Regions from separate parts of the Homo sapiens genome. Here region 1 is linked to region 2. A link is an interaction called in ENCODE POLR2A ChIA-PET data of the cell type or tissue named here. Cell type or tissue: PC-9. All regions are shown on one strand. Each heading gives the region's core, and the rest is flanking DNA. Links, peaks and the distances in the headings are about the cores only.

The links. ChIA-PET counts read pairs that join two places held together with the same protein. Peaks named below come from ENCODE experiments on the same cell type or tissue, not always from the same donor. Only the 100,000 strongest peaks of a DNase experiment are listed, where the experiment ranks them.
Region 1: POLR2A ChIA-PET joins it to region 2 with 8 read pairs; 2 of 35 experiments call an interaction of 5 or more read pairs at or near these places.

Annotation. Positions count from the first base shown.
Region 1 is chr17:78,841,634-78,857,278 of GRCh38, forward strand. LOC124904067 (a long non-coding RNA gene) reads left to right here. Exons shown (of 2, transcript XR_007065923.1): 1 at 1-3,766; 2 at 4,227-5,159. It overlaps TIMP2 (TIMP metallopeptidase inhibitor 2), which reads right to left. Exons shown (of 5, transcript NM_003255.5): 5 at 11,344-14,231. The coding sequence ends at 14,034. It also overlaps the pseudogene RPL9P29. Among named protein-coding and RNA genes, the nearest start is that of USP36, 8.6 kb to the left of the region's middle. In PC-9, for the core only: no CTCF peak of the experiment used is centred there; no DNase peak of the experiment used is centred there.
Region 2 is chr17:78,948,622-78,964,266 of GRCh38, forward strand. No RefSeq gene overlaps it. Among named protein-coding and RNA genes, the nearest start is that of LGALS3BP, 23 kb to the right of the region's middle. In PC-9, for the core only: no CTCF peak of the experiment used is centred there; DNase peaks (open chromatin) are centred at 7,840 and 10,150; H3K27ac peaks cover 1,271 bases.

The sequences.
Region 1 (15,645 bases), core at 2,900-10,899, 110 kb before region 2:
CCCCATTCCCTTGGGCAGGTTGAGAGTGTTGGTTCCTGGCCTGACCTCAGAAACTCAGAGAAGCACAGGATGGGCATAAACTACTTTATCCAAAAGGCAGAACTTTGCAAACACAGTCGTATCTGCTGTGTCTTTTTTGATGTAAGTAGGAATGATGAGTAGGGTGAAGTCACAGGTAAACAACCCAAAACGAATTTCCATGCCCTCCCCACGGATCCTAAAGCAGGGACTGGAGATGGGGAGAGAGGCTAGATGTACTTGGAACAAAATTCACCTTGTATTTATTACCTGGGCGCTGGTGTTTTTTGAAAAAAGCAAACAAGATAACCATATTAGTCTGATGCTGAGACTATGCCCTATCTGTAAGAATCCTTGGGCTGGGCGCGGTGGCTCACCCTTGTAATCCCAACACTTGGAGGCCAAGGTGGGCGGATCACCTGAGGTCAGGAGTTCGAGACCAGCATGGCCAACATGGTGAAACCCCGTCTCTACTAAACATACAAAAATTAGCTGGGTGTGGTGGTGGGCGCCTGTAATCCCAGCTACTCAGGAGGCTGAGGCACGAGAATCCCTTGAACCTAGGAGGCGGAGGTTGCAGCGAGCTGAGATGTCGCCACTGCACTCCAGCCTGGGCGACAGAGCGAGACTCCGTCTCAAAAGAAAAGAAAAGAAAAGAAAAAAAGGCAGGGCACAGTGGCTCACGCCTGTAATCCTAGCACTTTGGGAGGCCGAGGCAGGCAGATCGCTTGAGGTCAGGAATTCCAGACCAGCCTGGCCAACATGGTGAAAACCTGTCTCTACTAAAAATACAAAAATTAGCTGGGTATGGTGGCGCACGCCTGTAATCCGAGCTACTAGGGAGGCTGAGACAGGAGAATCGCTTGTACCTGGGAGGTGGAGGTTGCAATGAGCTGAGATCGTGCCATTGCACTCCAGCAGCCTGGACAACAGAGCAATACTTGGTCTAAAAAAAAAAAAAAGAAAGAAATGCAACGTAGGTCTCTCACGAAATTAGCCCAAATCTTCAGCCATCTTCTACAGGCTGTGAAACCAGGAGAGGAATTGAGTCCATCTTACCTTGACCTCCCAGGCAGGGAGCGGACCAGGTAATTTTTGGGTGACAATACAACTATTCTGTTAATGCACCTTTTTCTTGAGGTAAGTTCTAATGTGATCCGTTTTGGTTACAGCTTTCTATAACAGAATATTTTATTCTTTCATCTTTAATGTTTCTCTAGTTTTCTCTTTTAGGATTTAGAGATCATTCAGTCTCATCTCAAATATTTCAATTTCCATGTGGTTCTTTCATAAACATTTATCCACAGTGAGCCTGCCCTGCATTCTTTGGGTGTGGCTGACAGTTGCAGCCACCCTCAGGTCTGCGGGGGTGGGTGTGTTGCCCCTGAACTGCAATAGCAGAATTTCTCCCTAGCCTGGCAGGGGAGTGCAATCGTGGACTTGCTTTTCCACCCGCTGGGGTTGCATTTCATAGGTGCCGAGTGCCTGGGGGGCCCAGGCCTTTTCACATGAGGGTTTTCAGCCCAGATGTCCCTCCTGCTCTAGGGGAACCCTTCACATCAGTCAGGTGACTTGCTGGACTGGTAGAGCCTCTGCCATCAGCCTCTGATGCAAAACCTTTTCTCAGGTGTCTGTGCGGTCCATGGAGACCCGAGTTCCCAGGTTTGGGAGGGATGCCACTTTCCTTAGGAAGAACAGCAATGTATGTCGTCCTTCCCATCCATGCAGATGGGACAGGGCTCTCAGGAAATCTGCCATTAGCATCGCCCTAGAAGATGCACAGGCAGAGGCAGCTGCTGGGCACAGGCACTTGGGGAAGACAGGAGCCATGACGCCACGCCACCTGTTGGTACCCAAAGGAAGTGGCTCTTTTGGCTGCTTGGCACCATTCTTATGACCCTTCCATTTTGTTTCTAGTCTCAGAAGGGGTGGAGAAAGTCATCCTTCCTAAATGGTGTTGACTCTCAGACATCTGACCGTGCCAGGAGAATGGCTGTGCAAGGCGGCAGCCCAGGCCCGGGCAGGTGGCGGCCAGGAGTTGGGACCACAGAGGGCACTAGCAAGAGCAGCAGCTGCTCCGAGATGCTTTGGCACAAGTCAGGATACGTATTTTGTAGTTTTCTCTTGTTTTTTATTTTTCTGAGGTGGAGTCTCACTCTGTCGCCCAGGCTGGAGTGCAGTGGTGCAATCTCAGCTCACTGCAAGCTCCGCCTCCCGGGTTCAAGCGATTATCGTGTCTCGGCCTCCAGAGTAGCTGGGATCACAGGTGCACGCCACCACACCCAGCTGATTTTTGTATTTTTAGTAGAGATGGGGTTTCGCCATGTTTGGTCTTGAACTCTTGGCCTCAGGTGATCTGCCCCCCTCAGCCTCCCAGAGTGCAAGGATTACAGGCGTGAGCCACCGCACCCCACCTCCCGGCCTTTTCTCTTGTTTCATTTTGGTAAACTAAATTAGTTTAATACCTCTACCCCATCGGTGGTTGGAATTCCCCACCTCAATCATTTTGGGGGCTCTCTGCCTCCTTTGAATAGGACAGATCTCCAGGGGTTTACCCAGGCTCCGAAGAGCCACTCCAGGCAGCCGGCTGTTTGGGGAGGTGCACCCTGGTCTTCTAGTCTGCGGATTCCCTGCATCGCTCCCCTGGTACTGCTCTCAAGCTCAAGGGTCACCTCAGCCAGATGTGCCCTAGGCTGGCAGAGGTCCTTCCCCTAAATGCAGCTGGGCAGGATGCCACCCTTTCTACAATAAGTTCGGTCCCAGGGATTCCCCCAACACACACACACATACATTCTCTCTTACTCACATCCTCACACACACTCACACACCCCACCACACTCACACACTTTCAAAATCCACCGACTCTCACGCTCACACTCGCCAGCCCTTTCCCTTGCTCTGTCACTTCCCTCCAAGTCCCCGCCCCACACAGCCTCCTGCAGTCCCAGCCCCCTTGGTGCCAGCCATCTCTGGTGCCAGCCATCTCCCCCAAATATCCACCCTTCTGGGCTCCTTTCTGCCCAGAGGGACCTGAAGTTTCCCTAGGAAGCACTTGCTAAAGGCCTCCAGTCTCCAACTCCTGGGGAAGAAGGATCCAGGCCTCTGCCGCACAAAGCCTCCACTGTTCTCTTGGGGCTGGCACCCCTTCCTGTGGCCCTGTGGCACCAAACAAATTGATTCATCCAGCGAATATTTCTTATTTACTCTGTTCCACATGGTGGTGAGTGAATCAACCCTGGACTCTCCCCACAAAGGACTTAAGAACACGCAGGTCATGAACAAATGAACACTTTTGCATAATTTTTATGACCAACGGTGACCAGGCCAAGAGCAGGATGAGGTGATGGAGAATACCTTGGCCTGGGGCATCGGAGGAAACTCTTGCGAGGATGTGCTACCTCCGTTGAAAGTGGGAAGATGAGAGACCGGCTGTAAGAGGAGCAAGGGAAGGAGGTTCTGGAATGAGAGAACAGCACGAACAAAATGCCCGAGACAGGAGCGAGCTTGGCACCTTCAAGAAAATAAAGAGGAGAATCACTGAACCTGGCACGTGGAGGTTGCAATGAGCTGAGATCGCGCCACTGCACTCCAGCCTGCGAGACAGAGCGAGACTCCATCTCAAAAAAAAAAAAAAAAAAAAAAAGGAAAGAAAAGGAGGCCATTGGGATGGCTGAGGCTGGAAGGGTGGACCAGGTGCCCCACAGGCAAGAGGTCCCAACTATAGATGAAGCACGCAGGCTACAGACAGGTGAGTGGTGCCTCGGGTGAGAGGCAAGTTTGTCTCCATAGGTCATCCTGCTACACGGAATTCTCCAGAATCCCCTGCAAAGGTGTAGATGGGCTGGGTGCAGTAGCTCATGCCTCTAATCCCAGCACTTTGGGAGGTCGAGTCGGGCGGATCACCTTGAGGTCAGAAGTTCAAGACCAGCCTGACTAACATGGTGAAACCCTGTCTCAACTAGAATACAAAAATTAGCTGGGCATGGTGGCATTTGCCTGTAGTCCCATCTACTCAGGAGGCTGAGGCAGGAGAATTGCTTGAACCCGGGAGGTGGAGGTTGCAGTGAGCCGAGATCGCGCCACCGCACTCCAGCCTTGGTGACAGAGCGAGACTCTGTCTCAAAAAAAAAAAAAAAAAAAAAGGTGTAGATGGCTTATGCTTTGTGATTTTCAATGTGACTTGTTTTTATTTTTTTCCAAATCTATAGGTCTTTTATTGAATCATCTAAATATCACAGATACTTAGGTCTGAGGAGTCATCCAACATCGTGTTTCTGTAGCTGGACAACTCTTAGAACCTCCTCAGCAGCCTGCGGAACTGTTCCTTTTTAGGAGACGTAGACAGCACCCCAACATTTTCTGATATCCTTGTTTTTAACTATTGCTGCTTGCTGAATCAGAGCAGCTGAATTTGAACAAGACTGAAACAAGCTCAATGTCGCTTCCTTCAAAGATTAATTCGACATTCTGGGCTTGAGATACTGAATAAGCAACACCTGGCCTCATCCGAACCCTGCAGATGGATTTTCCACCCAAGATGTTTCAGATTTCAACGAGAGTCCCGTTCTCCTGGATAACGACGTTTCTGGGGAAGTGAGCACCCACAGAGGTCATCTTGTAATGGAACCCAGGGCAACCCCTTTGACCATGCTCCGTACACGACTATGAACAGTCCCAACGGCAGCCGGCTCCCTTCAGTTTCCCCACCGTTTGTCAACCCGGAGCCTCTTTTCCTTTCCAAGGAGACTGAGTTCTACATTGATGTGATTGAAGTCTCTCCTCAAGGCTGTGTGCAGTGGCTCACACCTGTAATCCCAACACTTTGGGAGGCAGAGGCAGGCGGATCACTTGAGGCCAGGAGTTTGAGAGCAGCCTGGCCAACATGGTGAAACCATGTCTCTACTAAAAATACAAAAATTAGCCAGGCGTGGTGGCACATGCCTGTAGTCTCAGCTACTAGGGAGGCTGAGGCAGGAAAATTGCTTGAACCCAGGAGGCGGAGGTTGCAGTGAGCCAAGATCGCACCACTGCACTCCAGCCTGGGCGACAGGGCAAGACCCTGTCTCAAAAAAATAAAATAAATAAATAAATAAATAAATAAATAAAGTCCTTCCTCAGGGTTCCTCTCAGGCCCTTCCCAATAACTGTGTGTTCCTTTAGAGTAATGTTGACCTTTTCTGGAATATCCATGGGTTGGTTGCTGGGAACGGTCTTCATTCTCACAGTAGATGCGGCAAAGACAGCAGTTTTACTTTTTTAATATAACTTCCAGGCATCTTAACCTTGGAATTTTGAACATACTAGGACGTGTCTTTCCATGAATATTGTAAATTGTCAGGCTGGTCTAACAAGGCGGTTTTGGAATTCCACTTTGGGAGGTGTAGGAAGAATAACTTTAGAGCGGACCAACCCTCAGACACTGCTGGTAGGCATGTAAAATGGTGCAGTCACTGCAGAAAACAGGACAGTGCTTCCTCCAAAAGCGAAACATAGGACTACTATACATACTATCTATACATACTATATAAACTGTATATATACACTATGTATACAGTATAGACATAGTATATATGTCTACACTATATACATAGTATATACACATAGTATATACACATAGTATATATACATAGTATATACCCAGTATATATACATAGTATATACACAGTATATATACATAGTATATACACAGTATATATACATAGTATATACATATAGATATACGTATATACTATGTATGTAGATATAGATACTATCTATATATATATTATGCTTCCAGACTTAATTATTGCAATACAATTTTTTGTGTACTATTATGTATAATTATATTGTAATTTTATTATTTATTTATTTTTGAGACGGAGTCTTGCTCTGTCACCCAGTCTGGAGTGCAGTGGTGCCATCTCAGCTCACTGCAACCTCTGTCTCCCGGATTCAAGGGATTCTTCTGCCTCAGCCTCCCGAGTAGCTATTACAGGTGTCGCGCCACCATGCCCGGCTAGTTTTTTGTATTTTTAGTAGAGATGCGATTTCACCATGTTGGCCAGGCTGGTCTTGAACCCCTGACCTCAGGTGATCCACCCTCCTTGGCCCCTCAAAGTGCTGGGATTCCAGGCGTGAGCCACCGCGCCTGGACTGTATTGCAATAATTATACATAATACTACATATATACAAATATACATAATATTGTGTATATACATATATACTGTATATATAGATATATAAATATATAGTAGTTTAGATATATGTATGCTGAATCAGAGAAGCTGAATTTGAAACAAGCTTAATGTCCTTTCCTTCAAAGATTAATGTTGTATTAATGTAGGTTAATGTTGAATATACATATATGGCTCTATATATCTATAGTAGATATATATCTACATATATCTATAGTGTATAGATATCTATATACATATACTAAGTGTGTGTGTATATATACGCCAATTAAAAGCAGGGACACAGATATTTGCACACCCATGTTCATAGCCACATTCTTCACAATAGCCAAAAGGCGGAAGCAACCCAAGTGTCTACTGATGGATGAATGGATAAACAAAATGTAATAGATGCACACAATGGAATATTAGCCATGAAAAAGAAGGAAGCATGGATCCATGCTATAATACCAATGGACCTTGAAGACGTGCAAAGTGAGCTGGACATAACATAGGTGGAATCATGCAGGATGATAGAATATTTAGAATAGGAAAATCCATAGAGACAGAAAGTAGACTAGAGGTTACCAGGGGCTAGGAGGAGGAGGACGGGGGTTATTGCATCATGGTTACAGAGTTTCTGGGTGGTGGTGAAAAAGTTTTGGAAATAGTGGTGATGGCCATAAAAACATTGTAAGTGTAATTAACTGAATTGTACACTTAAAAATGGTTAGAAGGTGGCCAGGAGCGGTGGCTCATGCCTGTAATCCCAGCACTTTGGGAGGCTGAGAGGGCAGATCATGAGGTCAAGAGATCGAGATCATCCTGGCCAACATGGTGAAACCCCGTGTCTACTAAAAATACAAAACTTAGCTGGGTGTGGTGGCAGGTGCCTGTAGTCCCAGCTACTCGGGAGGCTGTGGCATGAGAATCGCTTGAACCCCAGAGTGGAGATTGCAGTAAGCCAAGATTGTGCCACTGCACTCCAGCCTGGGTGACAGAGCGAGACTGTCTCAAAAAAAAAAAAAAGAAAAAAAATCTATAGTCACAGCAAATTGCCTATCATAAAATTGATGCTAGTAAAATATTGTAATTCCACTGTTTGGATTTAATTATTTTTTAAAGTTAGATCAGGTAAAAATATCCATTAAAAATTAGGAGGGAAAAGATACTGCTACTGTGTGTCCTATAACTAGGCTCAAGTTCTTCCATCAGCTCCAAAGTATTTTATTTTTATTTATTTATTTTTTTGAGATCGAGTCTCGCTCTGCCACCCAGGCTGGAATACAGTGGCTCCATCTTGGCTCATTGCAACCTCCACCTCTGGGGTTCAAGTGATTCTTCTGGCTCGGCCTCCCAAGTGGCTGGGATTACAGGCAGGAGTCACCGCACCCGGCCAGCTCCAAAGTTCTTTAACCAGTCCTGGTGGCTCCCCAGCTCCACCACCAGGCTCCATGTCCCTTCAGATTGGATCTTGCAGGGTCTCTTGCTGCTTTTCCATCATGGGTGCACACATCTCTGTTGATGGGTTGAGGCTGACCTCACCTGTCCCCATGCATTTTTCTTCCACAGGGTAAACAAGACTGAGAGGAAATAATGGTGTCTAGTTGTGTCCCTAACAATGTCGTTACCCCATATGTGAGTCTACAAACTGATTTTTTCTTTTTCTTTTTTTTTTGAGACAGAGTCTTGCTCTGTTGCCCAGGCTGGAGTGCAGTGGTGCGATCTCAGCTCACCGCAATCTCTGCTGCCTGGGTTCAAGCAATTCTCCTGCCTCAGCCTCCTGAGTAGCTGGGACTACAGGCGTGCACCAGCATGCCCAGTTAATTTTTTTGTTTTGTTTTGTTTTGCTTTTGAGATGGAGTCTCGCTCTGTCGCCCAGGCTGGAGCGCAATGGCATGATCTCGGCTCACTGCAACCTCCGCCTCCCGGGTTCAAGCGATTCTGTATCAGCCTCCCGAGTACCTGGGATTACAGGCGCCCACCACTGTACCTGGCTAATTTTTGTATTTTTAGTAGAGACGGGGTTTCACCACCTTGGCCAGGGTGGTTTTGAACGCCTGACCTCAGGTGATCTGCCTGCCTCGGCCTCCCAAAGTGCTGGGATTACAGGTGTGAGCCACCGTGCCAGGCCTAATTTTTGTATTTTTAGTAGACACGGGATTTCGCCATTTTGGCCAGGCTGGTCTCGAACTCCTGAACTCAGGTGATCCTCCCGCCTTGCCCTCCCAAAGTGCTGGGATTACAGGTGTAAGCCATGGCGCCCGGCCTACAAACTAATCTTAAATCGTTTTCAAAGATCAGCAAAACATGGATAATTGTTGAAAACAGATCATAGACACATGGAGTTGGTCATACCATTCTCTGCATTTTTGTATATGTTTTAAATTTTCCATAATGACTTTAAGTTTGACTTAAATGCATAAATATATGAAAAGGGTATAAATCACCTGGCGTGCTGCTTACTAAAACTCCAAATGTGGGCTGCAAATGCCAAGTAAGTTCATTTGTATGAAATGGAAAGTTTTGATATTATTATTATAGTATACCACTCAACCATTTTCCCTACATATTTGGACATACAGAAGAAATAATCCAAATATTTCTGCAGTAGATATTAAGTGGATCACATTTAATGTGACATTGGAGCAAACTTCAGATGTCGTAAGTTTGTTCTTGCTTTTTGGGCAGTAACTGCACACAGTAGGAAACACGATTCTTCTGGCTGCCCCTGGAATAACAGATTCTGCACAACAGTGTGCACATGGGCCAGGGGGCAGCTAACTGTTCAAATACACCATTGAAGAATGTCCATGGCTGGGTGCAGTGGCTCAGGCCTGTAATCCCAGCACTTTGGGAGGCCGAGGCGGGCGGATCACAAGGTCAGGAGATCGAGACCATCCTGGCTAACATGGTGAAACCTCGTCTGTACTAAACATACAAAAAATTAGCCAGGCGTGGTGGCAGGTGCCTGTAGTCCCAGCTACTTGGGAGGCTGAGGCAGGAGAATGGTGTGAACCCGGGAGGTGGAGGTTGCAGTGAGCCGAGATCGCGCCACTGCACTCCAGCCTGGGCGACAGATCAAGACTCTGTCTCAAAAAAAATAAAATTAAATTAAAAAAAATTTCATATGGTGAAGTATTATGAGACTTTTGATTGAAGTTTGAATTATGATGGGAACATCTTTCTCAGCACAAGGATAGGGTGGGGGCAGGGAGAAACAACCTGGAGAATAAGAGAGACCCGGGAGGCCAAGCACTGTGGCTTACCGGAGGCCAACGTGGGCAGATCACTTGAGGCCAGGGGTGTGAGACCAGCCTAGCCAACACGGTGAAACCCCGCCTCTACTAAAAATGCAAGAATTTGCCGGGCATGGTGGTGCCCACCTGTAATCTCAGCTACTCTCGAGGCAGAGGTTGCGTTGAGCTGAGATCACACCGCTGCACTCCAGACTGGGCAATGAGGCGAGACTCTGTCTGAAAAAAAAAAAAAAACAAAAAAAAAGAAAAGAAAAGAAAGAAAGAAGGGGGAGCTTCAATAGTTATTTAAAAAAAGAGAGAGAGAGAGAGACCTAGGAGTTAGATCAACCAACTGCAATGGATGGATCTTATTTGGGTCTTGATTCAAACCCATAAACCACGCAAAAGCATCTATGAGACAGTCAGAGATGTTAGAACACTGACTGGATATTTGATGACATTGATGAATTCTAAGTAAGTTTTTGACATGTGATAAAGCTATTTTGGATTTTGTCGTTGTTGTTGTTTGAGACAGGATCTCACTCTGTCACCCAGATTGGAGTGCAGTGGTGCGATCTCAGCTCACTGCAACCTCCACCTCCTGGGCTCAAGTGATCCTCCCACCTCAGCCCCCCGAGTAGCTGGGACTACAGGCATGCACCACCACACCCAGCTAATCTTTGTATTTTTTGTAGAGTTGGGGTTTCTCCATGTTGTCCAGGCTGGTCTTGAACTCCTGGGCTCAAGCAATCCGCCCACCTTGGCCTCCCAAAGTGCTAGGACTATAGGTGAGCCACCGTACCTGGCCTGGAAAAAGGTTTTAAAAGTAGTTTTTATTTTTTGGCTGGGCACGGTGGCTCACGCCTGTCATCCCAGCACTTTGGGAGGCCCAGGCGGGCGGATCACAAGGTCAGGAGTTCGAGACCAGCCTGACCAACATGGTGAAACCCTGTCTCTTTTTGTATTTTTGTAAAAATACAAAAATTAGCTGGGCGTTGTGGCGGACACCTGTAATCCCAGCTACTCAGGAGGTTGAGACAAGAGAATCACTTGAACCCAGGAGGCAGAGGTTGCAGTGAGCCAAGATCATGCCATTGCACTCCAGCCTGGGTAACAGAGCGAGACTCCGTCTGAAAAAAAAAAAAAGTAGTTTTTATTTTTTAAACATATGTGTACTGGAATATTTATAAATGAGACTGCTTCATGCCTGGAATTTTTTCTTCCAAATAATTTCGTGAATGGTGGGTGAAGACTGAGTGTAGGTCTAAAGCTGGCCATGAAGCCCTCAGTGTCGAAGCTGTGAGACGGGTGCATGGCTCTGCGTGTCTCTATAATAAAAAGCCAGAGGTATGTGTTGAATGAAGGGGACCCTCTCCTACACTTCTGCCCCTTCATCCACCTAAGGAAACCACATTTGCTTTTACCTGTCCCATCTCTGCTGCCCCGTCTCTGCCACTGCATCGCACTTTTCTTTTCTTTTTTCTTTTTTTTTTTTTTTGAGACAGGGTCTCACTCTCTTGCCCAGGCTGGAATGCAGTGGTGCAATTATAGCTCACTGCAACCTCTGCCTCCGAGGTTCAAGTAATCCTCCTATCTCAGCCTTTTGAATAGCTGGGACCACAGGTACATGCCACCACGCCTATTTTTTGCAGAGACAGGGTTTTGCGAAGTTGGCCAGGCTAGTCTCGAACTCCTGGGCACAAACAATCCACCCGCCTTGGCCTCCCAAAGTGCTGGGATGACAGGCGTGAGCCACCACACCTGGTCTGCATCCCATATTTGACTCAGAGCTCACTGGCCTTGTTTCTCTGGAGGACACAGGGCGCCCCCTCCCGCCGGACAGGAGAGGCTCCTTGCAGAGGCTGATTCCCATTCTTGAGCTAGGAAGTGGCCGTTCTGAACATCGGATACAGCCACACGGAGAGAGCCCACGTTCTCTTTGATAATACTGTTTATTGTCCACGGACCGAGCGATTGCTCAAGAATGATACAAAGCATCAGAGACATGCGCAGTCTGCTTGTCAACTTTCAACAACTCTTGTGTGTTCCCAGCACCGGAAGGTCTCAGACTTCATATTCCAGCATAAACACAGTGCTCCCCTCCCCCAAAAATCCAAACGGAAACAAAATCAACAGAGCTTTAAATTACGGCAGCAAGTCCAATATTTCTTAATACTTATCAAGCAAAGATTTGAAAATAACTACAATGTAAACTTTATTTTAAATATTTTGAGTTGCTTGCAGGATGAAAATAGGAGAAGAGAGCTGTGCTTAGAACATAACATATAAATTAAACGATGCCAAATGGAGAGCCTTCTTAAACTATATATATATTGCCACTATTTATTGTGAAGGTATTTGAGCGGCTTCCTCTGTCAGCTGCCACCCGGCTCTTCTTAACCTGTTTTGTTTTCTGCTCAGCACGGTTAAAAGACCAACGTGTGTGGATCAAATATAAAGGCCACACCTTTCAGACCGAACCTACTCAAAGATCCTTTACTTTGCAATAATTTGAACTGGAGAACCAAAGACGGGAGACGAATGAAAGCAAAGATGCTCAAAGAACCAAAGGAAAGACCTGAAGGAATCCACCTGCATAGGCCACGCGTTCCACTCTGGGTCAAATGCTTCCACGATGCAGAAACCTTTTTTTAAAAAAGTGCAAGTCTAATACCTACCAAGGGTAATAAAAAACACAGCACAGGAATGATTACAGCTGATGTCAAAAACAAACCAAAACATTAAAAAAACAATCAGCAGAAACAGGAGTAAATGTTACATATGATATCACCATACAGGAAGCGAACAGGGGTGGGGTGTTATATGGGTTGGAGGGGTCTGGTGGAGTTGTATATACTGAAATCACATGGACTGGTCCATTATGACATCTTACCAACTTTAGGTCACTGTACAGCATGAAAACGCCCGTGGGGCAGGGGCCGATTCCTGGATACCCTCCCAGTCTGCCCTAGAAAGGGAAGTCATCAAGATCTGTGCTGACCAGGTCCCGGTGGGCATGGGGGCTGCATGCCACTTGGGGGTCAGGAGTCTTAACAGGTGCTTTGGGGTTGCCGCTGAATAGAACAGGCTAAGGTGGCTTTGGAAGCATTTTGCAAGACCACGCCCAGGCCGCCAAGCTTCGGTTTCATTGCGTGTGTATGTTTACATAATGTGCCTGTATATCGTCAGTTTATCTTTACAACACAGGTGGGAGGAAACAAGAGATTCTCCTTATCATTACCGAGAAAGTTCTTCCTATCCTAACCCCCATATCACTGGCTTCAGGAAACCACACTGAGGGAACACATAGGTTCCCTAGTTCCCTAGGAAGTTTCTTAGCTAGGTAATCTTTGTCATTTAAGAAATACAAGCAGAAGTTGGTATATCTGCAACTCAGGTTCACCTATCATCTGAGAATTCACCTTTAGAAAAATAAGATGTCTCTTAAAACAGGCCATAGTGTCCTGGAGGCTGAGAAAGAAGTGAGTGTGTCACCAAAGCCACCTACCTCCAAAATCCTTCCCTTCCTAGGCTGGACTTCTTACTATGCTTAGCTGGCGTCACATGCAGAAAGCCCCGTGCAGAACGATGGCTGTCAGTCTTTGAGGGAGGGAACACTAAGCCTGGGAGGGCACAGCAAGACCCAGCTTTTTCTGTCCTCAGGATGTGCAGATGGGGAGCCCAGCCGGGCCCTGCACACAAGCCCGGATAAAGCAAAGCTGTGCAACTCAATCCAGGTGCCTGATGCCAGAACAGGCAAGAAGCAATGGCAACCGCAGCAGCTAGGGAAGGGACCTTGAGGGCAGCCACCGGCCCCGGACAGCAGCCTCAGGACAGGACCTCACCGATTCCTCCTGCAAGCTGGGGAGCATGTGGGCGGGGGGGGGGGGGTGGGGGGGTGGGTGCAGACCAAAAAGACTCAGCTGAGGCTGGAACGCAGCTCAGCTGGGGTTTCTCGCTCCCATTTCTACAAGGCTCAGAGGGAGGCTCCCACTGGAATTCTGAGGATTAATAGGATTGATGGGGCTCCTTCAAGAACTAGCCACTGGTTCCAGGCTGCCCTTGGATGTGGGGGGAGTCAGGTGCTGGGAGCTCATGGTGGGCACCGGGGCGATGGGAGCACTTGCCAGGGGCAGGGAGTGCAGAGGCGTGGAAGCTGCAGAAAACAAGGGCCATGTCCCTCTCAAGATGAAAGGGACCTGGTAGGCCTGCTACACAGTCTTGCAACGACCCTCAAAAGTTTCTGCAAAATGCACATTTCCAGGCCCTGCCCTAACCCAGCTGGGAGATCCCTAAGTGCTGCCTGCTTGGCATCTGTGACGGTGCCAAGGCAGGGACTGGGAGGGAAGCCGCGTGTCCCAGCCCTGCCTGCACCCAAGGATCGAAGCCCCAGACACATAGTGCCTGGCAGAGGGAGGATGGGATGAGGACCTTGGACCCACGTCTCCCTCCAGACCCACAACCATGTCTAAAAGGAGAAGGGGGGAGCAGAATCATATTAATTTGGACCCATGGGATGAGTGTTTTATTCATGCTGTTTCCAGGAAGGGATGTCAGAGCTGGACCAGTCGAAACCCTTGGAGGCTTTTTTTGCAGTTGGCCACAGGGGCGTTGGAGGCCTGCTTATGGGTCCTCGATGTCGAGAAACTCCTGCTTGGGGGGCGCCGCGCCGCGGTACCACGCACAGGAGCCGTCACTTCTCTTGATGCAGGCGAAGAACTTGGCCTGGTGCCCGTTGATGTTCTTCTCTGTGACCCAGTCCATCCAGAGGCACTCGTCCGGGGAGGAGATGTAGCACGGGATCATGGGGCAGCGCGTGATCTGGGGAGGGGCACACGGAGGGGGACGGAGTCAGGGACCCAGGAAGGGGTGGGCAGAGGCTGCTCTGGGGGCATGTCCAGAACCCGGCAATGTGCCTACCTGTCATGTGCAGGGATGGCAGCCTCTCCCGAGACCCACGGTTCCTGCAGGGGCAGGCAGCTGGCCTGCGAGGGGGTCTAACCTGCAGGGAAGCTGTGCCCTGCCCACCGCTGCCCCCCCTCCTACTGCAGGTGTGCTTCCCTTTGGGCCATCTTCTACCTTCCTGAGCATGACAGAATGGCCTCAGCTTGGCCCTGCCCTCTGGGGGACACAGCAACAATAAAAGGGCCTGGGTTTCCTGGAGACAGATTCCAGCCCAGTGTTGCTCGCAAGCCGAGCCCCGAGGTCATCGGCAACTAGCAATTTGGCCAAGGAACCCTAGGCTACAAGAGGATGACCGCCTTCACCACCGTGGAAAGAAAAAGGAAAAACTTGCTTTTGATTTCATGCTGGGCACAGAGGAGTTTCGCTTAACATACGTGTGGCTGGAGACTATGAGTTCAGAATTCCTGTTTTGAACATGCGGAGAAGGGGCTGGGGGCCGTCAGGAGGGAGGGCAGCCCCAGGCAGCTCCCCAGGGAAGGCCAATCCCCACAGCCTCACCAGAGTCTCCTGGTCCCAGACTCACTGGGAGTGACCCAGGGTGGGAGGTGCCCAGCACTCAGCCATGCTTCCTGCAGGGAGGGTGGGGATAGGGTGCTAGGAGCCCACAGGGTAGGAGCCAGCCTGGGAGCCCTGGAGGCGGTAATCTCACCTTCCACAGCCACATCTAGGCGCTGCACTGCTCCAGCTGTGCCTGGCACAACCTCCGGGCTCATTTTAAGAGGAGCAGGTGTTCAGGTATTCTCAACACACAGACCCCACATAGACACCAACCCAGGTGTGAAAATGTCGGGAATGTTGGAAACAGCGTAAGGCCTGCAGTGCCTTCTCATAAGCCACACAGGCGTTTGCACTTGCACATTTGTAGAAAATTCTCCATGGGACCATATTCTCTCTCCCCATACAGCTCCTTTTTCTGGAAGCTACAGGTAACAGAGCTGAATTCATGCTCTTACTCTCAAATCTCCTAGCCTTCCAGACATCTCCCTCTTTTTTTTTTGGGACAGAGTCTCACTCTGTCAACCCAGGCTGGGGTGCAGTGGTGTGATCTCAACTCACTGCAACCTCCACCTCCCACATTCAAGCAATTCTTAAGCCTCATCCTCCCAAGTTGCTGGGATCACAGGCGTGCACCACCTCACCTGGCTAATTTTTGTATTTTTGTAGAGACAGGGTTTCGCCATGTTGGTGAGGCTGATTTCCAACTCCCGACCTCAAGTGACCCACCTATCTCGGCCTCCCAAAGTGCCGGGATTACAGGCGTGAGCCGCAG
Region 2 (15,645 bases), core at 2,883-10,882:
GTGGCTCACGCCTGTAATCCCAGCACTTTTGGGGGCTGAGGCGGGCGGATCACAAGGTCAGGAGATCGAGATCATCCTGGCTAACATGGTGAAACCCCATCTCTACTAAAAATACAAAAAATTAGCCAGGCGTGGTGGCGGGCGCCTGTAGTCCCAGCTACTCGGGAGCCTGAGGCAGAAGACTGGCATGAACCTGGGAGGCGGAGCTTGCAGTAAGCTGAGATCACGCCACTGCACTCCAGCCTAGGTGACAGAGCAAGACTCCATCTCAAAAAAAAAAAAAATAAATAAATAAAACAACTTAATGAACCTTGCCATATTCAGAAGCAGAGAAACATGTTTTGTAACATAAGCACCTAAAAATTCTAGCTGAATAGCTATACTTGTCTTCATTTATTTTCTCTCCAAGTATGATTTTTTTAAAAAAAACTTTTCTATAGAGACAGGTGGGAGGATCACTTGAGCCTGAAAGGTTGAGGCTGCAGTGAGCTAAGATTATGGCACTTCACTCCAGCCTGGACAACAGAAATTCTGTCTCAAGACAAAAGAACAGTGTTTTTCAAACAGTGGGTCATGACTCTTAATGGTTATAAAAGAAATACTTATTAGATGGAGAAAATACATCTCATGCCTTAATCCTAGCACTTTGAGAGGCTGAGGTGGGAGGATCGCTTCAGCCCAGGAGTTTGAGACCTGCCTGGGCAATATGATGAGATTCTTTCTCTACAAAAATTAAAAAAATTAGCCAGACATGGTGGCATGCGCCTGTAGTCCCAGGTACTCTGGAGGCTGAGTTAGGAGGATTGCTTGAGCCTGGAAAGTCGAGGCTGCAGTGAGCTAAGATCCCATCACTGCACTCCTGCCTTGGTGAGAGAGACCCTGTCTCAAAAACCAAACAACCCCCCATCACACATACACAAAATCAACGTCTATCACATGGAATACAGATGGCACCTGTTTTGGTTGCATATGAATACATGCTGTGTCCACTAGGTAGGGATGCAATGGCCTTGGTTAAGACCCTCTCAATTGGCCGGGCGCGATGGCTCACGCCTGTAATCCCAGCACTTTGGGAGGCTGAGGCAGGCAGATCATGAGGTGAAGAGATGGAGACCATCCTGGCCAACATGGTGAAACCCCATCTCTACTAAAAATACAAAAATACATGGGCGTGATGGCAGGTGTCTGTAGTCCCAGCTACTTGGGAGGCTGAGGCATGAGAATCACTTGAACCTGGGAGGCGGAGGTTGCAATGAGCCGAGATCACACCACTGCACTCCAGCCTGGCGACAGGGTGAGACTCCATCTAAAAAAAAAAAAAAGATACTCTCAATTATAAGCAACTATGTACCAAACTCACACAGTCTTAGACAGTGAAGTAGATTTGCTTGCTCACTTAACTGAAGAGTCCCCAGGGAGGGAGCTGTGGACATGGAACAAAGCTCTTCCCTCTTCTGAGCATCTGCTTCTTGCTCAGAGTGGATCACCTCATGGTCACAAAATGGCTGCCAGTACAACACACTTCCACATTCAAGTTGTGCCACAGACCGGAAGTCTTGAACTTTGCTATGAAGTGGTTAATAGTATAGGCTCAGAATCATATAGATCTGACCTTTAACTTAGTCTCCATTGTTTTCTGGCCTGTGACCTTGGGCAAGTTACAAACCTCAGTTTCTATAAAATGGGAAGAAAGATCACTCCAGTCTCACTGAGTTGTGGTGAGAATTGGGTGAACGAATATTAAGCACTTAGCACGGCCCCCATGGTGTAGTGAGCACTGTATGAATGTTGGCTGTAGAGGGCCCGTGATTGCATCAGGGTCCTCTACAGGAGAGGAAAGGAGAGCTGTTCCTCTCCTTTCTCTGGGGGACCCTGCTGGTTTTGTTTGGAATCCACACCTCCCCTAGACACTCTGGGGAGAGCTGAATCTACCCCAGCTCCATCAGTGACACATGTCCTATCTGCTGGTCTTGGTTATTGGCCTAGTGCTGGATAAATGGCCCAAAGAGGCTTGGTGAGAATGGAGAAGACATCTGGGAGACTGTGGCAGAAGGCATTTTTCGAGATGGACATAGCAGCTTCCACGCTACTCACACTCAATGCGACCTTGACACTCTTCCCAAGAGCGGTGGGATATGCAGCCCTACCCCTTGAATCCAGGCAGGCCTTTGTGACTGCCTTGACCACCAGTCTATCACAAGTGGTGCTGTGTGGCTTCCAAGGCTGGGTTATAAAATGCCATGTACATCTGACTTGTTCTCTAACCCAGCCACCATGCTGTGAGGAAGCCTATGCAGCCCTCTATGAGAGCAGCCGAGGCCCCCATTTCACAGCCCTTGTTGAGTTCCCAGACAACAGCCAGCACCATTTTTCAGCCACGTAGGTGAGCCATCTTGAAATGGATCCTCCAATTCCCAGGTGAGCTGTCCCAGCTGATGCCATGTGGAAGAGATGAGCCACCCTTGCTGAGCCCTGTCCAAATTGCAGATTATGAGCAAAATGAAAGATCCTTCTTAGCCTCTAAGTTTTGGGGTAACTTGTTATATACAAATAGATGGCCAAAATGGAAGTTCTGGAAAAGAGGCTCACTCCTGCCTTTTACCTTTTTAGGGTCCCACTCTATCAACCTGGCTGGAGTGCAGTGGTGTGATCATAGCTCACTGCAACCTCAGACTCCTGGGCTCACACAATCCTCCTGTCTCCACCTCTTGAGTAGTTGGGACTACAGGCTCATGCCACTCCTGCCTTTTAAATGTTGTGGTATAGAGCCTGGAGCCACTGCAACCACTTTGCCACTATGATGGAAACTAGTATGTGAATGAGTTGCTGCTACAGAAGGCATAAGAGAGAGGAAGACCTGAATCTGGACATGGTTGAACTGCTGGGCTCCATCAGCCATGAAGTCCACCCGGTTGGTATACTTTCTAGTTAATATGAGTGAAAACACTACCTCCAAAGGGTAAGCATTTCTCAATCATATTTGTTACTTATAGCCCAAACCATCCTAATATACCATCTATCCCTAACAGGGAATCATCAGCTGGGTTTAAGCAGAGGGAAATGTCTCGATGAGATGCTTTAGAACAATAGCTATGGTGTCTCCACAGGGCTGTCCTGGAGAGGGCTGGGAGACAGGAAGACCAGCCAGGAGCCTGCAGCAAAACTTCTAGGCAGGAGAAGGTGGGGGTCAGGGTCAAGCTCATGGAGCCGGAGGCTGGCATTGCGGAGTGACAGTGCAGGGCTGTGCATGACAGAAGGACACACCAGACACCACCTGTGCTCCACGGAGAGATGAACAAGCCCTGAGCAACTGGGGAATAGCAAAGGAAACTCCACCAACCCCCTCCCTCTCCTCCCTTCCTAGAGAGGAAGCCTCTCTCTCCCTTTGTCCTCACTGCCTGACTGTGAGGATCGACCAGAGATCTCCCAGGAGGATTTTGGAAAAGGCTCTAAAGGAAGTAGAAGCTTCCAGACCCAAGTGGCTCTCCCCTTTCAGCTGCTGCCCACCCCTACATTTGTGCTCGGTCGATCCCCACCCAGCTGACCTCAGCTGAGCTAGGACCGGCTCAGGACCCCGCCCCCAGCACCCCACACAGCTGGGAGTTGTTACTGCAGGCCCTCAGATGTTTACCCAAGGGCCTGCCTTGCCTTCGCTCTCTGCTGGCAACACAGATTCTTAAAGGGCCGAGGCTGGTTTCTCTTCTCCTGGGCCTGGGGGACCCTCTTCTCTCTGGATGCTTCCTGGGAGTCCCCTCCAGGCCCTGGTGTCTGTAGGGAAACCCCCTTCTGTAGGCGACGGGGGCGGAATTTGGACAGCCACGGCCAGCAGTCTGGATGACTCCCTCAGTGGCCAGCCCCTGGGGCCCAGGTCCCCCTGACTGTCCAGGGTGGCCCGCCTAACTGGCCTCCTTTTCTTCCATGGCTGGGAGGGCATTCACCCCCACCGTGGGGAAGCTCAGGGCAAGTTCCTGAGACCCACTTTTTGAGGACCCCTCCTACCAAGGTCTTCCTGGCCAGGCCTCCTCTCTGATCGGGTGAATAAACACAGGAACCCCAGGGTTTGGGGAACCCACAGCCCCAGAAGTACCAAACTGTGCTGAAATGCAGAAAACCCTTTTTAAGGGAGCTGAAGGTTTTAAGCATTTGAAGAAATTCTCTGAACTCATAAGACACCAGGCAGGCTATGGACGTGTCCCACGGACTCCCCACCCCCGAGCCCAAAGGGAGCTGCTGGTCCAGCAGGGCGGGAGGAGCTGGCTTGGCCCATCATGTGGTCAGTGGTGAGCCCTGCGAGTGGTTCCCCAGGCTGAGACCATGGAGGAGGGCAGATCAGCCACCCAGGCCTCGGTGGGCTCGGTGCCAGTGGGGTCCAGCTCCTCTGCTCTCCTCTTCCTGAGCCCCAGCGAAGGCACAGCCTTCGGATTGTGGCAAAGCCTGAACCCCAAACATGGAGCACTGCCCGTAATCAGATGGGGGTGAGAGAGAGCTTGTCACCAGGCCTGGGACAGCACCAAAATTCCTAACCTAGGGCTCCAAAAGAGGAAAGATTCCTGCAGGAGTTAGCTTGGAGCCGGTCCTCCATGAACATCAGGTAATGACAAGAAAAGATGCCAGCCAGATGTGCTGGCTCATGCCTGTAATCCCAGCACTTTGGGAGGCCGAGGCGGGAGGATCACCTGAGGTCAGGAGCTCGAGACCAGCCTGGCCAACACGGTGAAACCTTGTCTCTACTAAAAATATAAAACATTAGCCGGGCGTGGTGGTACATGCCTGTAATCCCAGCTACTCAGGAGGCAGAAGCAGGAGAATCACTTCAACCCGGGAGGCGGAGGCTGCAGTGAGTCAAGGTCATGCCACTGCACTCCAGCCTGGGCAACAGAGTGAGACTCTGCCTAAACAACAACAACAACAAAAAACAAAAAGAAAAGACGCGTAAACATCCCCACCATCTTGATCGCAAAAACAGTCACTGTCAAAGACTCCAGATGCCTTTCATTCAGTATTTACAACACCCTTGAAGAGGTCAGCAGCCCATATTACAGAGACCAGAGCTGAGCTTCAGAGAGGGGAGGCCTCCTGCCTAAGATCACACAGCCAAGAGGCAGGCGGCCAGCCTGGACTTGTGACTCGGAGCAGCATCTCACCACCTTTTGCAACGGATCCATCTGGAACCCAGAGGTCACGTTGCTCGTTGGGCTGTAGTTGCAGAGTGAGAGGCAGGCGTGGTCTTGGGCTGCGGGGTAAGACCAGGGCAAGCAGGGCCTCAGCTTTGGGTTGGGGGCTTTAAAATGGACACAGGACTCCTTTGAGCCTCCTGGAGAAAACTGTCTTAGGGCAGCTGCCCTCTAGGATGAGTGGGTGGGAGGGACGGGGTCGCTGAGGCCTCCCCTGAGCTCTAGTCTCGTTGCAGGCTTGGAAACGGCCCCAGTGAATGCGGGAGAGGAGAAAGCCAGCAGCCCCAGGAGACGGTGAAGGTCAAAAGCAGCCCTGGTTACCATCGCTAGCCAGCCCCCAAGTCTTTGCGTTGCCACGGCAACGCTACTCCTGTGCTACCCATCCCCGCACGGGGTCTGCTGTGACTGAAGCAAAAAGCCGCTTCCACGAGGCTCCTTAAAAAGGGTTTGAGGCTGTCTAATGGGGACCAGCTGCTCAGCAAATTACAAACACGCAGAAGAATAAGGCTCTGCTGGCTGGTAGAGTTCCCCTGCCCAGCCCTCCCTGCATGCAGCTTCTGCTGGGGGCAAGAGAGCAGCCCCTCCCGGAGAAGCCATCCGCCCACCCTTTCCACCTCTGACAGCCTCCCTGGAGCTGAGCTGTCCTGACCTCAGACACCCAGCTGGCTCCCCAACTTCCATGTCCAGCTCCCCACTTTGTCCTCCATTCTGTTGAGAAGGGGACGGGGGCAGGGAGACAGCCCAAATAGAGCGCACCCCATCAGAAGGGTACGGTGGGGCAAAGGCGTCCCCAGCGTTCCAAGCTCCCAGGAGATTCCAATACACAGCTCCAGAGGTGAATCACTGGCCCAGACCCAGTGGATTTTACACTCATGTGGCGCCAGAATTCCAGGAGGGCTCTGAAGTCACAGGCGCAAACTCACCCCGATTCCCTGGTCTCCGGTTCAGTCGGACCGGGGTGTTCCCGAAGAATCCGCGTTGCTGACGGGTTTCCTAGGCACCGGGATGCTGCTGAGTGGAACCCCACTTTGAGAAGTACAGGTTCCATCTGCTCTGATGGTGAGCAGAGCTGCTCCTGCATCTGTCACCTTCGTCATTTCCTCCACTTGTGACTCAACTAGGATTCATGTTCTGAATTTTGGGGGTTTCCTCCTGGGGTGTAGATGTAGTGAAGGTGGACATAGGTCTATACTGACCTTTTGTGTGAAGGCAGGGGTTCCTTCATTCATTCAGCAAAGACTTGAGGGCTACCCACGTTCCCACCTGGTGCCGGGCTTTCCCGGGAAAGACGAATTCAGCCTGGCAGTGACGGAGACACCGGCAGGGATCTGCCACACCCTGTGGAAGGGCCGTGAGGGACACAGAGTGTGCTTCGGTCACAGGGTGGGGCTGAGACTCGGATGCCCGAGAGGCACTCTCAGAGGTCGTGAAGGCTAAGCCCCTGGTCCCCAGAGTGTGCCAGAGGACCAGCAGCGTGGGCATTGCCGGGAGCCGATTAGAACTGCAGAAGTGCAGGCCCCTGTTTAGCAAGATCCCAGTGACTGAGGGTACCCAAAGGTTGAGAGATCCCCAGAAACACACATAGGAATTAACCTGGTAAAGAAGAAAAAGAATGTTCCGTCCTGGCCAACGTGGTGAAACCCCGTCTCTACTAAAAATACAAAAATTAGCCAGGCATGGTGGTGGGCACCTGTAATCCCAGCTACTCAAGAGGCTGAGGCAGGAGAATCGCTTGAACCTGGGAGGCAGAGGTTGCAGTGAGCTGAGATCGAGCGAGATCGAGCCATTGCACTCCAGCCTGGGCAACAGAGCAAGACTCCGTCTCAAAAACAAAACAAAAGAATGTTCCAGAAAAAGAAGTCATGAGTGCATTACAAGAATGATTTTTTTTTTTTTTTTTGGAGACAAGGTCTTGCTCTGTCCCCAGGCTGGGGTGCAGTGGTGCCGTCTCAGCTCACTGCAGCCTCAACCTCCCTGGGCTCAGGCGATCCTCCTGCCTCAGCCTCCTGAGTAGCTGGGACTACAGGTGCACAACATCATGCCTGGCTAATCTTCGTATTTTTTGTAGAGGTGCGGTTTCACCACATTGCCCAGGTGGGTCTTGAACTCCTGGGCTCAAGCGATCTATGGCCTCCCACAGTGCCTGGCTGAAAAGAACTTCCGACGCCCAGAGCCAGGATTTCTGGGGCTGGGTGATAGGGATGGGGAAGCATCTTTCTTTGTGAAGGGACCACCAGGGGCTGCTGTCGGTCCCTTACGTGGGGTAGCCAACCCTCCCAGTTTGCCCAGGATGGTTTTCTGTCGGTCATGTTAAAGAAAACGATTCAGTGACACTTGTGTGAGGTCAGTGAGGCTGACTCGACTCAGGGCCGTCTCGATAGGCGCAGGGACCATGCAGGGGGAACCTGCCATGGGCAGAGGTCAGGGTCAACTCAGATGCAGCACGGCCAAGTGAATTTCTAGCCAGGGAGCAGGGTGGGGGTCAGAGCGGGGGGAATTACTAAGAGGAAGCAGGGGGTCAGGGGGATTCCGGCTAAACCCACCTAACAGGATTCTTGCTGAAGGCAGGCCGGGGTGACCAGACATCGCCTGAGGGACGGTGGAGGATGGGGGCTTCTTGCTAAACTGACTTCGCAGGAATGGCAGAAACTGGATTTTACAAGGCGGCCTGGAGATGGGGCCCGGGAGAAGGTTTGGGGACCTGAGGCTAAAGCGCCAAGGACTTCGTCTTCACTTCCCCCACCTCTGACTCTGCCCTGGGGTGGTGGAATGACTCACCTGATGGAAAAAACTGGGTGTTGATTTGCTAAAATCCCAAAAGCAGGTCTGCATTTAGAAAGCGCTGGCTCCTTGAGAAGCCTGGCCTGGAACCTGGAGCCCAGGTGGGCTCCTTGAACAGATGATGCCTGAGGGATGTCGCCTGGATGCTGGGAGTGAGCGAGGCAGCAAAACACTGTCTCTTGGCCTGTCCCCAAGTCAAAATCCCACCTTAGGGGGGCCAGCTGCTTTGGGTTAAGGGTGGGGGAGTTGAGAGATGGAGAGGAGCTTAGAAGTCATCAGGGCTCCCCGTTTTAGAGAGAAGAGCCTCGGGGCGGGGGAGAAGGGACTCAGCTCTGGAACTAAGGACTGGACCTCGGGTCCCAAGCCCCAGTCTTAGGAGCTGCTACCTCCTTATTAAAGTGCCAGGGGGCCCTCCAGGACGGGCCCCATCCAACGCCAGCCGTCTCATCTCTGTCCCACTCTGTTAGAAAACACCTCCTTATATTAAGCTAAAATCTGTCTTTTCCACAGTTTCTTTGATGCGGCCTCTTGGATCTTTTTAAGATGCTGTGATCAATGACTCACTCAAATCCTCTCTCACCAATCTCACCACCAGCATCCTCAAATTGACTGAATTTGCTGTCTATTTCTAAGGTCAAATTTGCAGCCACTTCCTGATACCTCCCACGGAGGTTGGCGCTGGTCCTCCATGCAAGGAGGTGACTGCGGCCAAGGGACTCACCAAACGTGGAGGTTTGCCAAAGTTATGTCGAAGAGCCTGGATCTCAAAGTGAGCCGTCTCCCGGGAAACAGCTCGAGACGTTCAGATTCTGAACATCCGCTCCACATGCGGCAGGGGGGCTTGAGAGCTCTCAGCACGTTCATGTGAGAGAAGAAGCCCAGGAGGCCCCCATGGGCTCTGACATCCAGGAGGCTTGCAATGGGAGGATGGGGGTGTGGGAAGGTCCCCCTGGGAGCCAGGACTCCATCCCATGCCCAGCATCCACCTGAATGCCAGCAGGATTCGAATTAGAGAATGCACGTGATGGCAAAACAGCTTGCACTCCCGGAACCCTGAGCAGCCTCCTGTGGGCTGAATTCCGTCCCCCAGAAAGATACATCTGCGTCCTGACCACCAGTACCTGTGGCTGTGACTTTTTTTGGATATAGGGTCTTCGCAGATACAATCAAGGCTCTTGGCCAGGTGTGGTGGCCCACGCCTGTAATCCTAGTACTTTGGGAGGCCAAGGCAGGGGGATCACCTGAGGTCTGGAGTTCGAGACCAGCCTGGCTGACATGGCGAAACCCTGTCTCTACTAAACATATAAAAATTGGCCAGGTGCAGTGGCTCACGCCTATAATCCCAGCACTTTGGGAGGCTGAGGCGGGCGGATCACCTGAGGTCAGGAGTCTGAGACCAGCCTCAACATGGAGAAACCCCATCTCTACTAAAAATACAAAATTAGCCAGGCCTGGTGGTGCATGCCTGTAATCTCAGCTACTCGGGAGGCTGAGGCAGGAGAATCGCTTGAACCTGGGAGGCGGAGTTTGCGGTGAGCCAAGATCGCGCCATTGCACTCCAGCCTGGGCAACAAGAGCAAAACTCCGTCTCAAAAAATAAATAAATAAATAAATAAATACATAATAAAATAAAATAAAAATAAAAATAAAAATTAGCCAGGCGTGGTGGCAGATGCCTGTAATCCTAGTACTTTGGGAGGCTGAGGCAGGCAGATCACTTGAGGTCAGGAGTTCGAGACCAGCCTGGCCAACATGGCGAAAGCCCGTCTGGGAGTTCCCAAGCTGGGAGATAGGGCAGGGACAGAGTCTCCCTTAGAGCCCCCAGAAGGAACCAGCCCTGTAGACCCCTTGACCTCAGACTTCTGGTCTCCAGAGCTGTGAAAAGAAAATTTCTGTTGTTTTAAGCCACCCAGGAAATGTCTGTCCTTTAGGCAGACCCAGGAAACTAATACCAAGCCTCGCATTCCTGTCCCTTCCCAGGAGTCAGGTCTGGACATCATGTAGCCCCCAGGATCTGAGGTGGGCTGGAAAGGCCGGAGACTGGGTCCTGCTTCAGGGGGATTGAGGGGGTCAGAGACACTGGCAAGCTTGGGTGAAGCAGAGATTTGCAGGCTGGCTCCCGGCTGCCCCGACTTAAGCTAGTTCTGATAAGGAAGCAGGGCCGGGCAGCATGACTCAGGCCCCTACTCACCCCACCTGACTCTGGGCAGTGCAGTGATGGCCCAGAGTCCAGCCCTTGGGATGGGCTGACCTGGCCCTCCTGAGACCCCACTCCCACTGCTTGGAATGTTGGATTCTCCCCAGACCATCTATGAACACCGCCCTCCTTTTGTCTTTGGGTCAATACCCTGGCGCACCCCTCCAGCCAGGCTCCAACTCACCTTCCCTCCCTCCTGGCAGTTGTATCTTTCTCTCCATCTCTGCTGTGGTCTGTTTATCTCCTCTCCTCCCATTAGACTCTAAATGAAAACTGTCTCTACTTCTGACACTCAACGTGTGGGCCTTCCTCCCCCATACCGAGTAGTTCTCCAGTTTTTGTTTTTGTTTTCCCCTGTGACAGTGTCTCACTCTTCGCCCAGGCTGGAGCGCAGTGGTCCGATCCTAGCTCACTACAGCTATGCAATCCTCCCACCTCCTGCCACCACACCCCGCTATTTTTTAATTTTTGTACAGATGGGGGTCTCACTATGTTGCCCAGGCTGGTCTCGAGCTCCTGGGCTCAAGATATTCTCCTGCCTTGGTTTCCCACAGTGTTAGGATTATAGGCGTGAGTTCGTTTAATCCTGATACTATCCGGAGTTAGCGCAGACCCCACAGGTTAGGAGCTCAAGACTGCCCGCCACATCAGACCCCGAACATAAGCAGAGGGTCCTCAGGTTGCCCACGTTTCAGTCCAACTTGGCTACAAATTGGAGGCTTCCATGACCCTCTTCTTGGGTTTGGTGATTTGCTATTGGGGGCTCCCATGACCCCCTCCTCAGGTTTGGTGATTTGCTTTTCCTTTTTTTTTTTTTTTTTTTTTTTTTGAGACGGAGTCTCACTCTGTCACCCAGGCTGGAGTGCAGTGGCGTGATCTCGGCTCACTGGAACCTCCGCCTCCTGGGTTCAAGCAATTCTCCTGCCTCAGCCTCCTGAGTAGCTGGGACTACAGTCATGTTGTCCAGCTAATTTTTGTGTTTTTGTAGAGACAGGGTTTCACCATGTTGGCCAGGCTGGTCTTGAACTCCTGACCTCAAGTGATCCGCCCGCCTTGGCCTCCCACAGTGCTGGGATTACAGGCGTGAGCCACCACTCCTGGCCGATGATTCGCTATTGGTGGCTCCCACAGCCTCCTCCTCAGGTTTGGCGATTTGCTATGGAAGGGCTCACAGAACTTTCCTTAGGGCCTCAGGTTGATGATAAAGGATGCCAGAAGGAGACACATAGAGACCAAGGTCCAGAATCCAGGGCAGGCGCTTCTGTCCCCCTGGAGTACGCGTTATGCCAGCCTCCCGGCTCATGGGTTCGTTCATTACCCTGAAGTTCTCTGAACCCTTTCTCTTCAAGCTTTGATGGAAGTTCCACTATGTGAGCATGATTGATGAAATCATCGACAATTGGTAATTGACTCAATCCCTGGCCCTTCCGCCTTCCTGGAAGTCGGGGTGGGGCTGAAAATTTCAACCCACTAATCCCATGGTTGGTTCCTGGGGCAGCAGCCTCCATTTTGAGACTAGCTAGGGACCACCGAGTCACCTCATTAGCATAAGTAGGATGGTGGAAAGGGGTTCCTTATAAGTAACAAAAGGTGCTTCTCTCACCTCTCTCAGAAAATTTCAAGGGTTTTAGGAGCTCTGTGCTGGGAACCCAGGAACCGGGAACAAAGACCAAATAGAATATATATTTCTTGCCAGGCACAGTGGCTCATGCCTGTAATCCCAGCACTTTGGGAGGCTGAGGTGGATGGATCACCTGAGATCAGGAGTTCGAGACCAGCCTGGCCAACATGGTGAAACCCCATCTGTACTAAAAATACAAAAATTAGCTGGGTGTGGTGGTGAGTGCTACTCGGGAGGCTGAGGCAGGGGAATCACTTGAACCTGGGAGGCGGAGGTTCCAGTGACCCAAAATTGTGCCACTGCACTCCAGCCTGGGTGACACAGTAAGACTCTGTCTCAAAAAAAAAAAAAAAAAAAAAAAAAAAACCCACAAAAAAATATATTTTTTGAATAAGAATATTTTGAATAAGAATATATATTTCTTATTCTCTCACAGCCCTGACTGAGCCCCTTGCAAACAGAGCCCCCAGTCCTCTCCCTGGTGCCCCTGAGCTTGGCCTGGAGGAGTCTCTGTGAGAATCTCCTGAATTGGGCTTTTGAATGCACATGGGTGAATGCACACATATGGTGTGTGCATATGTGCAGACAGAACACACATGTAACACTTGGAGCGCTAGCGTAAGCAGGAGGGAGGTGTGGAAGACAGGCCTGCATTCTTCCTCTGCATTTTGCAACTGCCACAGGCTTGGCTTCGAGCTCCTGGCTTCACCCCAGTGACATTCTTTCAGAAGCCCAGCTGCTGCCACATCAAACCATTTCTGTCCAGCTCTCACTCAGGCCCAGCCACCTCCATGGGCCACACGAGTGGGGCACGAGGAAGCCCAGCCTTTTCAGGGAGTTCATGAGTGTATTTGTGCAAGGGTGTGGCTAGAACCTGGGGTGTGAATGCCTCAACAGCCAGGAGGCTGCTGTTAAGAAATAGTTCACTGCAGCCAGGCGCAGTGGCTCATGCCTGTAATCCCAGCACTTTGGGAGGCCGAGGCGGGTGGACCACCTGAGGTTGGGAGTTCGAGACCAGCCTGATCAACATGGAGAAACCCCATCTCTACTAAAAATGCAAAAATTAGCCAGGCATGGTGGTGCATGCCTATAATCCCAGCTACTTGGGAGGCTGAGGCAGGAGAATCGCTGGAACCCGGGAGACAGACGTTGCAGTGAGCCGAGATCATGATGCCATTGCACTCCAGCCTGGGCAACAAGAGTGAAACTCAGCCTTAAAAAAAAAAAAAAGAGTCATCCATGAATCCCCTCCCCAACAAAGGTGCTAACACAGGTCACATGCTCTTCTCCCTCCTAGCCAAATCCATCCCAAACCAATTCCCACAGCAAAGAGGATGGAATTTCCCATAGTCCCTCCCTCAGATCGCCCCAGGCTGCTGCCCAGTGGGATGGTTCCCTGAAGGAACATATAGGTCATCTGGGGAATGAGGAAGAGTGGGGAATGGAGACTCAACAGACAACCAGTGAATGTTCTATACAGGATTGTTCTGCACGTTGCTCTTTTGAAAAACTTGGGCCAGGCACAGTGGCTCACACCTGTAATCCAGCACTTTGGGAGGCTGAAGCGGGCGTATGGCTTGAGGTCAGGAGTTTGAGACCAGACTACTAGCCAACATGGTGAAACCATTCTCTACTAAAAATACAAAAATTAGCCGGGCGTGGTGGCGGGTGCCTGTAATCTCAGCTACTTGAGAGGCTGAGGTGGGAGAATTGCTTCAACCCGGGAGGCGGAGGTTGCAGTGAGTCAAGATCGCACCACTGCACTCTGGCCTGGGCGACAGAGCGAGACTCCATCTTAAAACAAAAAACAACAACGACAAAAAAACACTTGATGTTGTATCATGAAGATCCTTTATGTCAGTACATATGGGGGCCACAAAATCCTTCTGAGTAGCTCTACAATAGTCCACTCTCCGGATGCCCGGAATGAACTGAGCTGTCCCTCAATGCGTGGAATCTCCTTCTGCCTTTGTGAAGCCTGCCTCCATGTGACCTGCAAGGCCCAGGTCGCTGCTCTCAAGTGGCCTCGCGGGGCTTTGAGCCTGGAACAGGGCTCTCAGTAAGGCAGGAGTGGTTCAAATGCTTGCTGTGGGTGGTGACATCAGCCACAGCCTGAACCCAGTGTCCCCTGAGGGCGGTGAGCAAGTCTGTGTCAATTCCAGCCAGATTACTCCGGGTTCAGAGGTCCTCAGCTTCCTGGTTATGGCCAATTACAAATGGTCATAAATTCTTCAAAGCGACCCTCATCAGGAGGTGGAGTTTATTTTCCACCTTTGGATCGACGCTGACCTTGTGATGTGTGTGTCTAAGCCTGGACCTCAAGAAGCCTCGCATGTTAGGCTGGGCGTGGCGGGTCACGCTTGTAATCCCAGCACTTCGGGAGGCCAAGGCGGGCATATTGCTTGAGCTCAGGAGTTTAAGACCAGCCCGGGCAACATAGCAAGACCGGGTCTCCACAGAAAATTTAAAAATTAGCCAGGTGTGGTGGCGTGTGCCTGTAGTCCCAGCTACTCAGGAGGCTAGGGGACGGAGTGGGGAGGATTGCTTGAGCCCAGGAGGTCAAGGCTGCAGTGAGTCATGTTCGGGCCACAGCCATGATCATGCCACTTGCACTTCAGCCTGGGCAACAGAGCGAGGCTCTAAAAAAAAAAAAAAAAAAAAAAGGTTTTTTTTTTTGAGACAGAGTCTCGCTCTGTTGCCTAGGCTGGAGTGCAGTGGCACAATCTCAGCTCACTGCAACCTCCGCCTCAGCTCACTGCAACCTCCGCCTCAGCTCACTGCAACCTCCGCCTCAGCTCACTGCAACCTCCGCCTCCCAGGTTCAAGTGATTCTCCTGCCTCAGCCTCCCCAGTAGCTGGGATTACTGGCACGTGCCATCACGTGAGGCTAATTTTTGACAGGGTTTCACCATGTTGGCCAGGCTGGTCTCAAACTCCTGGCCTCAAGTGATCTGCGCACCTTGGCCTCCCAAAATGCTGGGATTACAGGCGTGAGCCCCACTCCCAACCAGAAACAAAACAAAACAAAAAAAGGTTCTGCATTCCACATCATGGAACACTGCTACCATGGGACCAGGCCTGGCTTAGCGTCCACCAGAATGAGACCCTATGGAGAGAGGGGCCCCACCTTCCCAGCTCTTCCAGCCACCCCAGGTGAGGCCTCTGACATAAGTGAGCCCAGCCAACACCATGGGGAGCAAAGGTGAGCCCTCCCAGGTGAGCCCAGCTGAAATGACAACCCACAGGGTCAAGGCGGATGAATGGTTATTGTTCTCATGGTTTTTAGCCACCGAGTTTTGGAGCAGTTTGTTACTAAGCAAAAGTTAACCGCACAGCCACCTTACTTAATTCCCGCTCAACTCCTAGCCTTCCTATCAATTCTGTGACCTTCATAATTTTTTCCATAAATCTTTTTTCTGTTGAAGTTAACCAGAGGTGGTTTCTGTTGGTTGAAACTAAGAACACTGGCTGGTATAAAAATTAGTATGAGGCTGGCCGGGCGCAGTGGCTCACACCTGTAATCCCAGCACTTTAGGAGGCCGAGGTGGGTGGATCACGAGGTCAGGAATCGAGAGCATCCTGGTTAATATGGTGAAACCCCGTCTCTACTAAAAATAATAATAAAAAAAATTAGCTGGGCGTGGTTGCGAGTGCCTGTAGTCCCAGCTACTCGGGAGGCTGAGGCAGAATGGCGTGAACCTGGGAGCTTGCAGTGAGCCGAGATCGTGCCACTGCACTCCAGGCTGGGCGACAGAGCAAGACTCCATCTCAAAAAAAAAAAAAAAAAAAAAAAAATTAGTACAAGGCCAGGCACAGTGGCTCACACCTGTAATCCCAGCACTGTGGGAGGCTGAGGCAGGTGGATCACCTGA